2 separate regions of the Homo sapiens genome follow, and region 2 is linked to region 1. Evidence: chromatin contacts called from ENCODE Hi-C or POLR2A ChIA-PET data. All regions are on one chromosome and are shown on one strand. Each heading gives the region's core, a stretch centred on a gene start or an enhancer-like site at or near the end of the contact. The rest is flanking DNA. Distances are from core to core; before and after follow the strand shown. Region 1 overlaps MPV17L-BMERB1 (MPV17L-BMERB1 readthrough). Region 2 overlaps MARF1 (meiosis regulator and mRNA stability factor 1).

What was found. Hi-C counts contacts between places; a loop is a spot of excess contacts on that map. ChIA-PET counts read pairs that join two places held with the same protein, here RNA polymerase II (POLR2A). Pooled maps may share reads with other maps.
Region 2: a map of sciatic nerve shows a loop between it and region 1 (4-fold over the local background). The contact joins two enhancer-like sites. A Hi-C loop is called at or near these places in 1 of 168 maps with a recorded cell type or tissue (sciatic nerve) and 1 of 50 pooled maps. POLR2A ChIA-PET finds 5 or more read pairs at or near these places in 5 of 52 experiments (BJ, HEK293, HepG2 and 2 more).

The regions. Positions count from the first base shown.
Region 1 is chr16:15,460,734-15,467,068 of GRCh38, reverse strand. The region is part of intron 1 of MPV17L-BMERB1 (MPV17L-BMERB1 readthrough); the gene reads right to left. All of the region lies in intron 1 of BMERB1 (bMERB domain containing 1), which reads right to left. Among named protein-coding and RNA genes, the nearest start is that of BMERB1, 29 kb to the right of the region's middle. Within about 2 kb of position 4,233, at least 3 of the 41 ENCODE cell types and tissues checked have a DNase peak (open chromatin) inside an H3K27ac peak, as active enhancers do.
Region 2 is chr16:15,635,093-15,640,858 of GRCh38, reverse strand. It overlaps MARF1 (meiosis regulator and mRNA stability factor 1), which reads left to right. Exons shown (of 27, transcript NM_014647.4): 2 at 1,568-1,769; 3 at 4,517-5,203. The coding sequence starts at 1,626. It overlaps LOC124903649 (a long non-coding RNA gene), which reads right to left. Exons shown (of 2, transcript XR_007065003.1): 2 at 5,061-5,353. Among named protein-coding and RNA genes, the nearest start is that of MARF1, 5.2 kb to the left of the region's middle. Within about 2 kb of position 1,683, at least 5 of the 41 ENCODE cell types and tissues checked have a DNase peak (open chromatin) inside an H3K27ac peak, as active enhancers do.

The DNA.
Region 1 (6,335 bases), core at 2,984-5,483:
CCATACAATGGAATATTACTTGGCAATGAAAAGGAATGAATGGCTGATACACACAGCAACTTGGATGGATCTTGAGAGAATTACGGTGAGTGAAAAAGCCAATCTCAAAAAGGTTATATACTGCATGATTCCATTTCTTTAATATTCTTGAAATGACAAAATTATGGAAATAGAAAACTAATTGTTGTTGCTAGGGGTTGAATGGGGCAAGGTAACTGTAACTATACAAAAGTAGCAGGAGGAACCTTTGTGATGGAACTGTTCTGTATCTTGACTTTGTTGATAGTCACACAAATCTAAATATATGATAAAATTGTATAGAACTAAATACACACACACACACACACAGACACACACATAAATCTGGTGAAATCTGAATAGGATGAATGGATTGTATCAATGTCAATTTCCTGTCTTTGATACTGTATTTAGCTGTCCAAAATGTCACCATTGGGGTAAAATGGGTGAAAGGCATACATAGATCTCTGTATTATTTCTTACAACTGCACGCAAACTACAATAATCTCAAAATAAAAAGTCTTTTTTTAAAAGACAGGCCACAAGCTGAAATTTATAATACACAAACATACAAAACAATCGGGAACAAAATACAAAAAATACCTATGACAATGACAACACAATAGAAAAAAAAAGGGCAAAAGGGTACGACCTCAGGATTCACAGAAGAGGAAATTCCAGCTAATAAACCTATGAAGAGATGTCTAACCTCATTGGAAATCAGGAAAACACAATAATAAAATAACAATGAAATACTACTTTACATCCATCAGATTGGCAAACTTTTAACAGTCTGGAAAGATCAGGTTGGCTGGTGAAAATATAAGGAAATGGTGATTATTACCACCTGCTGGGACAGCCATAAATTTATAGAGTCACAGTTGGATAGCAATTTCTCAATGTTTACTGAAGTTTAGTATGTGCATACTGTCTGCTTAGCACTTTCAATTCTAGATAAAAACCCTGCAGAAACTCTTGACCCAAAAAGGCATTTATACCTGGATGGCCATGATAGCAATGTCTGGTAATACTGAAAAATGGAAAACAACCTATTATCAGTGGAAGATTGGTTGAAGAATTTGTGGTATATTCACCTATTAGAAATACTTTGAGCAGTTAAAAAATTAAAAGAATTGATCTACATGTTTCAACATGCATAAATCCTGAAAACATGTTTAGTGGCAAAATAAGCTACCAAAGGAAATGTATAACAGGATATCACAGATTGTTTATGACTATGCACATAATACAGTAAAAGCAAATGTGGAAAAGATAAATACATATTAATTCCATGACAAGGGTCATTTCTGGAAAGAAAAAGGACTGAGTAGGAGTCTCCAGCTGAATCTTTAAGGTTTTGTTTTATTTTTCTAAAAAGGACTAATACAAAGATCTTAGGGCTGGGTGCGGTGGGTCACAGCTGTAATACCAGCACTTTGGGAGGCCAAGGCAGGCGGATCACCTGAGGTCAGGAGTTTGAGACCAGCCTGGCCAACGTGGTGAAACCCTGTCTCTACTAAAAATACAAAAATTGGCCTGGAATGGTGGTGGGTGCCTGTAATCCCAGCTACTTGGGAGGCTGAGGCATGAGAATCGCTTGAACCCAGGAGGCAGAGTTTGCAGTAAGCCGAGATCATACCACTGCACTCCAGCCTGGGTGACACATTGAGACCCAGTCTCAAAAAAAAAAAAAAAAATATATATCTTAGCATTGACCAAATTTGGATGATGGATACAAGGTGTCAGTGTTTGGGGTCGGTTTTGTTGTTTAGCTTTTTATTTGGAGAGAATTGCTGATTTATATCCGTTTGTATGTCAGAGAGGTCCTAAAAAACCTTCACCCAATGTTCCCCAGTGATGACATTTTGCATAACTGACCTTATTCAGATTTCACCAGTTTTACATCCAATTCATTGGTGTGTGTGTGTATGTGTGTGTGTGGTTCTGTGCAATTTTATCACATGTACAGATTCAGGTAACCAACCACCCCAATCAAGACACGCAACTGTTCCATCACACAGATCTTTCATTTGCTCAAGGGTGTTAGGTCTTCATCTATGCTGGCTTTGTCAGAGGCATTTGAACCAGAGTGACTCCATCTTGAATAAGGGTAAAATAAGGCTGAGACCTACTTGGCTGCAACCCCAGGAAGTCAGGCATTCTTAGTCCCAGGATGAGACAGGAGGTCACAAGATACAGGTCACAAAGACCCCACTGATAAAACAGGGTGCAATAAAGAAGCTGGCCAAAACCTGCCCAATCCAAGATGGTGTCAGAAGTGACCACTGGTCATCCTCACTGCTCATTATACACTAATTATGATGCATTAGCATGCTAAAAGACACTCCCACCAGCACTATGACAGTTTACAAGTGCCATGGCAACTTCTGGAAGTTACCCAATATAGTCTAAAAGGAAGAGGAATTCTCAGTTTCAGGAATTCCCTGTGCCATTTCCGGAAAACTCATGAATAATCCACCTCTTGTTTACCATACGATCAAGACATAACCACAAGAATTGTCAACCAGCAGCACTCGAGACTGCTCTGCCTACAGAGAAGCCATTTTTTTAGTTTCTTCTTTTTTAAAAAATTAGAGACAGGGTCTCTCTATGTTGGCCAGTGTAGTCTTGAACTCCTGGCCTCAACCAATCCTCCCGCCTTGGCCTCCCAAAGAGCTGGGAGGTATGAGCCACCATACCTGACATTCTTTGGAATCCTTTTTTTTTTTTTTTTTTTTAAGATGAAGTCTCACTCTGTCGCCCAGACTGAAGTGCAGTGGACCAATCTCAGCTCACTGCAACCTCAGCCTCCTAGGTTCAGGTGATTCTCCTGCCTCAGTCTCCTGAGTAGCTGAGATTACAGTCGCCCACCACCACACCTGGCTAATTTTTGTATTTTTAGTAGAGATGGGGTTTTGCCATGTTGGCCAGGCTGGTCTCGAACTCCTGACCTCAGGTGATCTGCCCGCCTCGGCCTCCCAAACTGCTGAGATTACAGGCATGAGCCACTGTGCGCGGCCTTGATTCTTTACTTCTCTAATAAACTACTTTCACTTTACTCTATGGAGTTGCCCCAAATTTCTTCTTGCACAAGATCCGAGAGCCCTCTCTTGCAGTCTGGATCAGGACCACTTTCCAGTAATAGTTTTATGCTTCAAGTTTTTTTTTTTTTTTTAAAGCATACACAAAAAGAACCCCAATTTTGCTTGATGATGCTGAGGCATCCCAACATTGGAAAGTCCCAGGTTCCAATGGATGGCACAGCCTCACAGCTAAGGCAGTTGTGTCAACAGCAGCAGGAGCTGGGGTGGGGATGGGGGTCAGGATTGGGGAGGGTTCCTTGAATATGTTCTCCCAAAGTGACATCTTTTGGGGAGCATGTAAGGTGAGAAGTTACTACGATTCATTGTTAAGGCTACACTGAAAATATATTAGAGGAGGCCACGTGAAAGCTACAGTCTCAGAGTGTGAGTAAGACCTCAGCAGTCAAACGACGAGGCAAGGGAAGGTGGTTAAAGTGGGGGGCATCTTTCTGTGTGTCTCCACAAAGCCCAACTCGCACAGGCTCCTGCCCAGCTTCTCATTCACTCTCCACACTGAACCTGACCACACTTCTGTGATAACAGTGGTTCAAAGGATGCCTTCAAGCGTATTTCAGGCCAGGTGATGTAGCTTATGCCTGCAATCCCAGGGCTTTGGGAGGCCAAAGCAGGAGGATTGCCTGGGACCAAGAGTTCAAGACCAACCTGAGTAACATAGTGAGATCCCCGCCTCTACAAAATATATATATATTTAATTGATTTAATTGGCCAGACATACTAGTGCACACCTGTGGCCCCAGCTACTCAGGAGGCTGAGGTGAGAGGATCCCTTAAGATGAAGAGTTCAAAGCTGCAGGGAGCCATGGTCGCACCACTGCACTCCTGCCTGGGCAACAGCAAGACCTTGTCTCCAGAAGAAAAAAAAAAAAAAGAAATTTATCCCAATGTTCTCTCTCTGACAGATCATTTTTGCTGCACTTTATATAAATGGAAACAAACTGGCCACCTGTAATGCTTTCCAGTTTTTGAAACTCTCCGCGGTTTACAGGCAAAGTCAGATTCATTTGCGGGAGGACTCTGCATTGTTGAAGGATCTAGTGCTGGTGGCGTTGGACTTCCTTGACAACAGAGGGACTGAGTAAGTCCAGCACATGTCTCCACTGACTAATCTTTCAAATCAATAACCTGAGTCACTGTACCTGACATTTACTTGTACAGCATGCCTCCTTAAAAGCATGATATATTTACTCATTTTCCAATTGCTTCTCCTCTCTCCATATCCCAGTAAACTAAATGTCTGTGCTCAAGCCCCAGGAGCCTTCTCTCAGACTCTTGAACGCTCTGTTGGGGCCAATTTCTGTTCGCATTCAGGCTGTTCCCTTCTCCAGGTCACTCCCCTCTCCGGCCTCCTCTCCCAGGTGCAGCTCCCTGTTCTGCAGATGTCAGGCTTTCTCCAATCACCTTCTCCCACTGCAGCCCAGGTTAACTCAGGTCCCCTAGTCATGTGAGCTCATGGGATCTTGGACTTAAGGCTGCCAGGTTTACAAATAAAAATGCAGGCCAGGTGTGGTGGCTCACACCTGTAATCCCAGCACTTTGGGAGGCCAAGGCGGGCGGATCACAAGGTCAGGACTTCAAGACCAGCCTGGCCAACATAGTGAAACCCTGTCCCTACTAAAAATACAAAAAAATTAGCCAGGCGTGGTGGTGGGCACCTGTAATCCCAGCTTCTCAGGGGGCTGAGGCTGGAGAATCTAGTAAACCTGGGAGGTGGAGGCTGCAGTGAGCCAAGATGGCGCCATTGCACTCCAGCCTGAGCAACAGTGCGACGCTCCACCTCAAAAAAAAAAAAAAAAAAAAAAAAAAAAAAAAGGCAGGACATCCAGTTAACTTTGAATTTCACAGAAAAAACAATTTTTGTGTAGGATAAGTATGTCCCAAATATTGCATGGGACATGCTTATACTGCAAAATCATATATGTTGTTTATCTGACATTCAAAGTTAACTGGGCACCTGTTTGGGGGAGTTTTTTGTTTGTTGTTGCTGCTGCTGTTGTTGTTGTTGTTGTTGTTTTGGTGAAACAGGGTCTTCCTGTTACCCAGGCTGGAGTGCAGTGGCCCAATCACAGCTCACTATAGCCTTAACCTCCTGGGCTCAGGTGATCCTCCTGCCTCAACCTCCCAAGTAGCTGGTACTACAGGTGCACACAACCACACCTGGCTAATTTTTGTGTTTTGTTTTTGTATTTTTGTAGAGATGGGGTTTGCTGTGTTGCCCAGGCTGGTCTCAAACTCCTGGGTTCAAGCAATCCACCTGCCTTGTCCTCCCAAACTGCTGGGATTACAGGCATGAGCTACCACATCCGGCCACATCTAGTATTTTTACTGGCAGCCTAACTGGATTTTTTCTGTCTGAGCACTTGCCACAGGTTAAAATTATATTTTTATTTGTATGATTAATTCTATGAGGACAATGGCTAGGTTGGTTTTGCCCGTTTTATTCCGGGCTCTTAGCACTGTGCTTTGGGTAGAGATCACATAGAATGAGTTCTGAGAGGTGAGTGGAGGGCGTGTGAGAAGGAAGCAGGGAAGAAAGAAGAAAGGAAAGAAGGTTCGGTAAGATGGGAACCAACGCAAAGTATGTTTTATTGATAACGAATTGCTTTTTGGTCCCAGGAAGCACCACACTGCTTTGTACTTATGTGACTTTGCCTGTTCCTTTCACCTGGTGAACTGAGCCCGGGGGTCGCTCCTGCCAGGAGTGATTTTGCTCCTCCCACAGCAAAATGTCTAAATGTCCCCTTGAATTGTGCTTCTCCCTGTTCCCAGGCTGGGTCAGAAGGCTCAAAGCCCCTGATGCGCCTAGCTTCTTTTTTTTTTTTTTTGAGACAGAGTCTTGCTCTATCACCCAGGCTGGAGTGCACTGGTGCAATCTTGGCTCACTGCAACCTCTGCCTCCTGGGTTCAAGCGATCCTCCTGCCTCAGCCTCCCGAGTAGCTGGGACTACCGGCATGTGCCACCACTCCTGGTTAATTTTTTGTATTTTTAGTAGAAAATGGGCTTCACCATATTGGCCAGGCTGGTCTCAAACTCCTGACCTCAGGTGCTTGCCTTGGCCTCTCAAAGTGCTGGGACTACAGGTGTGAGCCACTGCGCCCAGCCTGCACCCAGCTTTTTTCCTCTGATAAAGCACTTAGCATATTACATAATGATCTGTTACTGTGTCTGTCTCCTTTACCAGCCCACAAATTCCTTGAGGGGAGGCAGAATGTCTC
Region 2 (5,766 bases), core at 434-2,933, 180 kb before region 1:
GGCCATACAGTCTCTTTGCAGAGACTCTCTTTGCAACTCTGCAATTGGAATGCAAAAGCAGTCATAGGCAGTATTTAAGTGAATGAGTGTGTCTGTGTCCCAATTAAACTTTATTTATGGACACTGACATTTTAATTTCATGTAATTTTGTTTGTTGGTTTTTGAGACAGGGTCTCACTCCGTCGCCCAGGCTGCAGTGCAGTGGTGCAATCACAGCTCACTGCAGCCTTGACTACGCAGTCTTAGGTGATTCTTCCACCATAGCCTCCTGAGTAGATGGGGCTACAGGCATGCACCACCACGCTCAGCTAATTTTTTGTAGCCATGGGGTTTTGCCATGTTGCCCAGGCTGGTTGGGAACTCCTGGGCTCAAGCAATCCACCCACCTTGGCCTCCCAAAGTGCTGGGATTGCAGGCCTGAGCCACGGTGCCTCGCTTGCATTTATTGTTAAGACCTGTAAGAGTGTTGTTGCTCTGGCGTAGATATAACACATCTGCGACTTGAGATTTTTCTATCAGTTAGATTTTTGGTGGTATATCAGATTGCACTTTCATCATTAGTAAACTAAGAAATTGGTTCAATTTGTTCTGTAGCAAATCAAATTCAAAGTCCACAGAGGCCACTTAGTTTGGACTTTTCATGCTCAGATCAAGAAACCAGTGCAAGAAGTTGCTCTTAAGTCAATTTTAAAATCTTACATATAGTTGTCAATGAGGATGTGGTGGTGGCTCTTTTACTCAGATTAGATGCTCTCTTCTGTTAACTTTTGACTTTCCTGAGCAGCATCTTTAGGGAGAGAGAGCCGAAAAGAATTCAGAAAAACTGTAGAAAAAATTGATTCCAGCCAAGTGAGGAGGTGAAGTCTCACTCTGGAATATGCAAGTTTCCAAGATATGGCTACCTCTCTCAAACATGGTTACATGTGGAAAGGAAACAAGACTCATGGAGAGTTCATTTTTTATTTGAAGAGCTATGAAACATGAAGAATGGCAGATTATAGATTTTTTAAGAAATCAGGTTGTTGCAGTTAGATTTTAAGCATAAACAGTCAACCAAGTTTACCAAATTTTATTAACCCGTAATATGCTCTGATATTTTGTGTTTTTTTCTTTCTTTATTTTATTATTATTATTTTGTTTGTTAAGATTTGAATTGTTGGCCGGGCGCAGTGGCTAATGCCTGTAATCCCAGCACTTTGGGAGGCCGAGGAGGGTGGATCACTTGAGGTCAGGAGTTCAAGACCAGCCTGGCCAACTTGGTGAAACCCCATCTCTACTAAAAATATAAAAATTAGCCAGGCATAGTGACAGGCTCCTGTAGTCCCAGCTACTCTGGAGGCTGAGGCAGAAAAATCGCTTGAACCCGGGAGACGGAGGTTGCAGTGAGCTGAGATCGTACCACTGCATGCCAGCCTGGGCGACAGAGCGAGACTTCCTCTTGAAACAAAGATTTGAATTGTTGAGAGCCATAGGACTGTAAATATAGCTGTGGTTTCACATTTTAGTATGTTGTAAAATTTGTACTTATGCAAGGAAATAACACTGAAATCTTACTCATTCTTAACAGGGTGGAAGAATGAAAGAAAAGAAAGATGAAAGGATGTTGAATCACTTTGCATGGCTGTATGATGGAAGGAAACGGAACTGAGAACTCCTGCAGTAGAACACGTGGATGGCTTCAACAAGATAATGATGCTAAGCCATGGCTTTGGAAATTCTCTAATTGCTTTTCTCGTCCTGAGCAGACGCTGCCACATAGTCCCCAAACGGTAACTATATGCAAGACTAAGGATGTAGCAGATTCCTCATCCAAATAGATGAGAGAGGTCCATTTGGTCTGGGATACAGTCTCTCATCCTAGAGTCTGTGCCACATTTTTCTGTAGATCTTGCCTGTATTGCCTCTTATACCACATTATAATGTGAGAGCACAGCACAATTTTTTAACTCTTCTATTTCACTTTGAGTAACAGTAGATGCCTTGAATATTTAATGTTAAAATTTGGGAAAGATTTCTTCCTCATTAAAGTCACAGGTAACAAAGATTAAAAATCCACATTGTGGAGTAAAATCAGAGGAAAATACAAAATATGTTGTATTTTACTGTAGCCCTCTTGAGTTTTGAGTCTATAATCTAGGAAGGGTTGGGAAGAGCTTATCCACTGCCTGTTTTTTATTTCGAGATTTCTCTTGAATATTTACTTCTCAGTATACATTTATGTCTCTAACTTCTTGCTTACTCATTGTGATTTTGACATTTTCTTTTTTTTTTTTGAGGTGCAGTCTTGCTCTGTGGCCCAGGCTGGAGTGCAGTGGTGCGATCTCGGCTCATTGCAACCTCTGCCTCCCAGGTTTAAGCAGTTCTCCTGCCTCAGCCTCCTCAGTAGCTGGGATTACAGGCCTGTGCTGCCATGCCTGGCTAATTTTTGTATTTTTAGTGGAGACGAGGTTTCGCCATGTTGGCCAGGCTGGTCTTGACCTCCTGACCTCAAGTGATCCTCCCGCCTCAGCCTCCCAAAGTGCTGGGATTACAGGCGTGAGCCACCGCGTCCAGCCAATTTTGACATTTCCTGACTTCATGCACTCATGTTACCACCTTTCTATTTCTTATTTTCTATTGTATGTGGGATTCAAGTGAGACTGTAATATAATTTTATATAAGGGTATTAACAACTTTTATTTGATTTTATTTTTTGAGACAGAGTCTCGGCTCAGCCCCCTAGGCTGGAGTGCAGTGGCACGATCCGGGTTCACTGCAACCACTGTCCCTAGTTCAAGGGATTCTCCCGTCTCAGCCTCCCTAGTAGCTGGGTTTACAGGCACTCGCCATTATGCCTGGCTAATTTTTGTATTTTAGTAGAGATGGGGTTTCACCGTGTTGGCCAGGCTGGTCTTGAACTTCTGACCTTAGGTGATCCACCCGCCTCGGCCTCCCAAGTGCTAGGATTACAGGCGTGAGCCACCGCGCCTGGCCGGGTATTAATAACTTTTTAAAAACCAGTTTAATTCTCTATTTTCTCTAGGTTTTCACTATATAGTTGTCTTTGTTGCAAGACATCAAGTAATTTGGGTCATTTTAGGAGTGTTTTATTTTAGAGACAGTTGACAGTGAGGGTTGGCATCAAAAGCAAGGCTTCCTGGGATGGGGTGGTAGATCTGGTCCTCATGGAGTCACACAATTCAGAATTACACGGTCAACTTTACAGATCTTGAAACTCAATTTTGTCAGTGGCATGCAGAATGGAGTAGGTTCAGGGGATCAACTCATAGTAAGCCTGCCTGTATGAGCCTGATCTGTATAAATCAGAATACCAGTGTGTTAATTTCAGTCTGAACTATAATTACCAAGAGGGCAGTTCATTGGCTGGTCAGCCCGTTGCTGTTATCTCCCTTTTAGGGAAAGTTTAGCTGAAAATTCACATTTCTTCCAGATGAGCCTATGCTCCCAGGTGAGTGTAGAATCACAGCAAAGGGAGTGGAATTTTAGGCGTCAGATGGACCCTCATATGCTGTGAACGGTGAGCACGTCTCAGTCACTGTAGCAGGGCCCCCTCTTCATCTTAATGTCTCTTGCAGTCAGCCTGTGAAGGCTGATGAATTCAGTCCCCTTTCAGTGGCTAGGTACTGTGCCAGGTGGTCTATGTGCTCTATCTTATTTTATCCTCCTAGCAACTCTAGGAGGTATATTGTATTCCCAGTTTATGGATGAGGAAACCAAAGTGTAGGTTAAGTAACTTACCCAAGGTCATACAACTATTGAGTATCAGATTCTAACCCAGGTCTCTGCCACTGATGCTCTGCTCAGAACCTTTGTAATATACTGGCTTCCTGTGTCTGTGTTGGAGTCATGTGGCAAACTATTTGTCTTGGATCTTTTTCTTGGATAGTTTTCTAATTCTCTAAATCTTTTCACTGGCTGCAATATAATTGTCATTATGGCTTTAGGTCATGATATCTTAGGGTTTATGAAATGTCATCAGCAACACGGATGGGCCATCTGGGTAGATGGCTGATCTCATCTGTGTTTGAAACTTTACTCTTTTCCTTTGGGGGATCTTACTAAAACCCCTTATGGCCTGACCACAGAACTATTAAGTATTGTCCTCAAACCACTGTGTGTGTTAGCCATCTTTATTGAATGCTGTTTGTGAGGGGTTGTTTTCATACCACCTATTTTGTCTTCAGAAGATTCTGTGAGGCAAGGGGAAATTACCAAAAGGAAGTTACTGAGGCATGGTGGCTGCTAAAGATGTAAACAGGCCCTCCCACCCCAGTCTGTTTCAATTCAGGAAGAATGTAGTCTTAATTTTAGTTGTGTGTTCCAGTGTTCATGTCCTGCAGACCTCTCTGAAGAATGTTCCTGGTTTTAACTAGCTGTGATTCCATTTTGTTCAGTTATGATTTAGTGATGTAACAGAATTGAACACTATTTCTGTTTGTGCATGCAGTAAGATATGAGTAACCAAAAAACCACGGACCTCATAAAATTAATTTATGTTCTGATTTTCTTTTCTCAGAAAGAGTACATGGAGAACAAGAAAGTTGCTGTGGAACTAAAGGATGTACCATCACCCCTTCATGCTGGCTCTAAGCTTTTTCCAGCAGTCCCACTTCCTGATATTCGTTCTCTTCAGCAGCCTAAAATACAGCTTTCTTCTGTCCCCAAAGTAAGCTGCTGTGCTCATTGCCCTAATGAACCCTCCACTTCGCCAATGCGTTTTGGTGGTGGTGGTGGCGGTAGCGGAGGTACCAGTAGCTTGATTCACCCGGGCGCACTGTTAGACTCGCAAAGCACCAGGACAATCACGTGTCAGGTAGGGTCAGGGTTTGCTTTCCAGTCTGCATCTTCACTCCAGAATGCCTCAGCTAGGAACAATTTGGCAGGCATTGCAAGTGACTTTCCCAGCATGTGTCTAGAGAGTAACCTGTCTTCCTGCAAACACCTGCCCTGTTGTGGAAAACTCCACTTCCAGTCATGTCATGGTAATGTGCACAAGCTGCATCAGTTTCCGAGTCTGCAGGGCTGCACCTCCGCTGGCTATTTCCCCTGTTCTGATTTCACAAGCGGGGCTCCAGGGCATTTGGAAGAGCACATTTCACAGTCGGAGCTAACGCCTCACTTGTGCACCAACTCTTTGCACCTTAATGTGGTACCTCCGGTTTGTTTAAAGGGCTCACTTTACTGCGAAGACTGTCTAAACAAGGTTCGTATCTTTTTATTTCTTAAGTTGGGTGCAGCTGAGGATTGAGGAATGACTTTTGAAGTGGATTTATCTTGAAAAGTATTATACATGGGGTTGAAGATTCTCCCATGGTATAGGGGAATCTCCCCATCAGCATAATTTTTGCTGGTTCTGAAAGAAACAAAGGGTAAGATGGGAGATCATTCAAAAAAGTAGAGAGTCATTATTTTTGTAGTTTATACTTTTAGAGCCTCTTGTTGCAAACAAGAGGTTGGCAAAGCCTTCGTGTTCTATGTTTAAAGGCTAAAGCACGATGGATTTTTTATAACTTACATTCAGCTTACACATGGGCCCATTCATGTAAGGTAGATAACTGCATGTTGTCTTTTTGCAATAATGTGGGAAACCTGAAGCTTGGCCTCAGTCACATTGGTGTTCAAGTGAGACTTTGCTACCCTTTATGTAAAATATGTGTGAGGTCTTCGTTGCAGCAGACTCATGCCCCAGAATGTAAAGATCTGACCACGTGAATATCTTTCTTGATCATGTCAAGTCACTTCTGGAAATGAATTTATGAACTGATA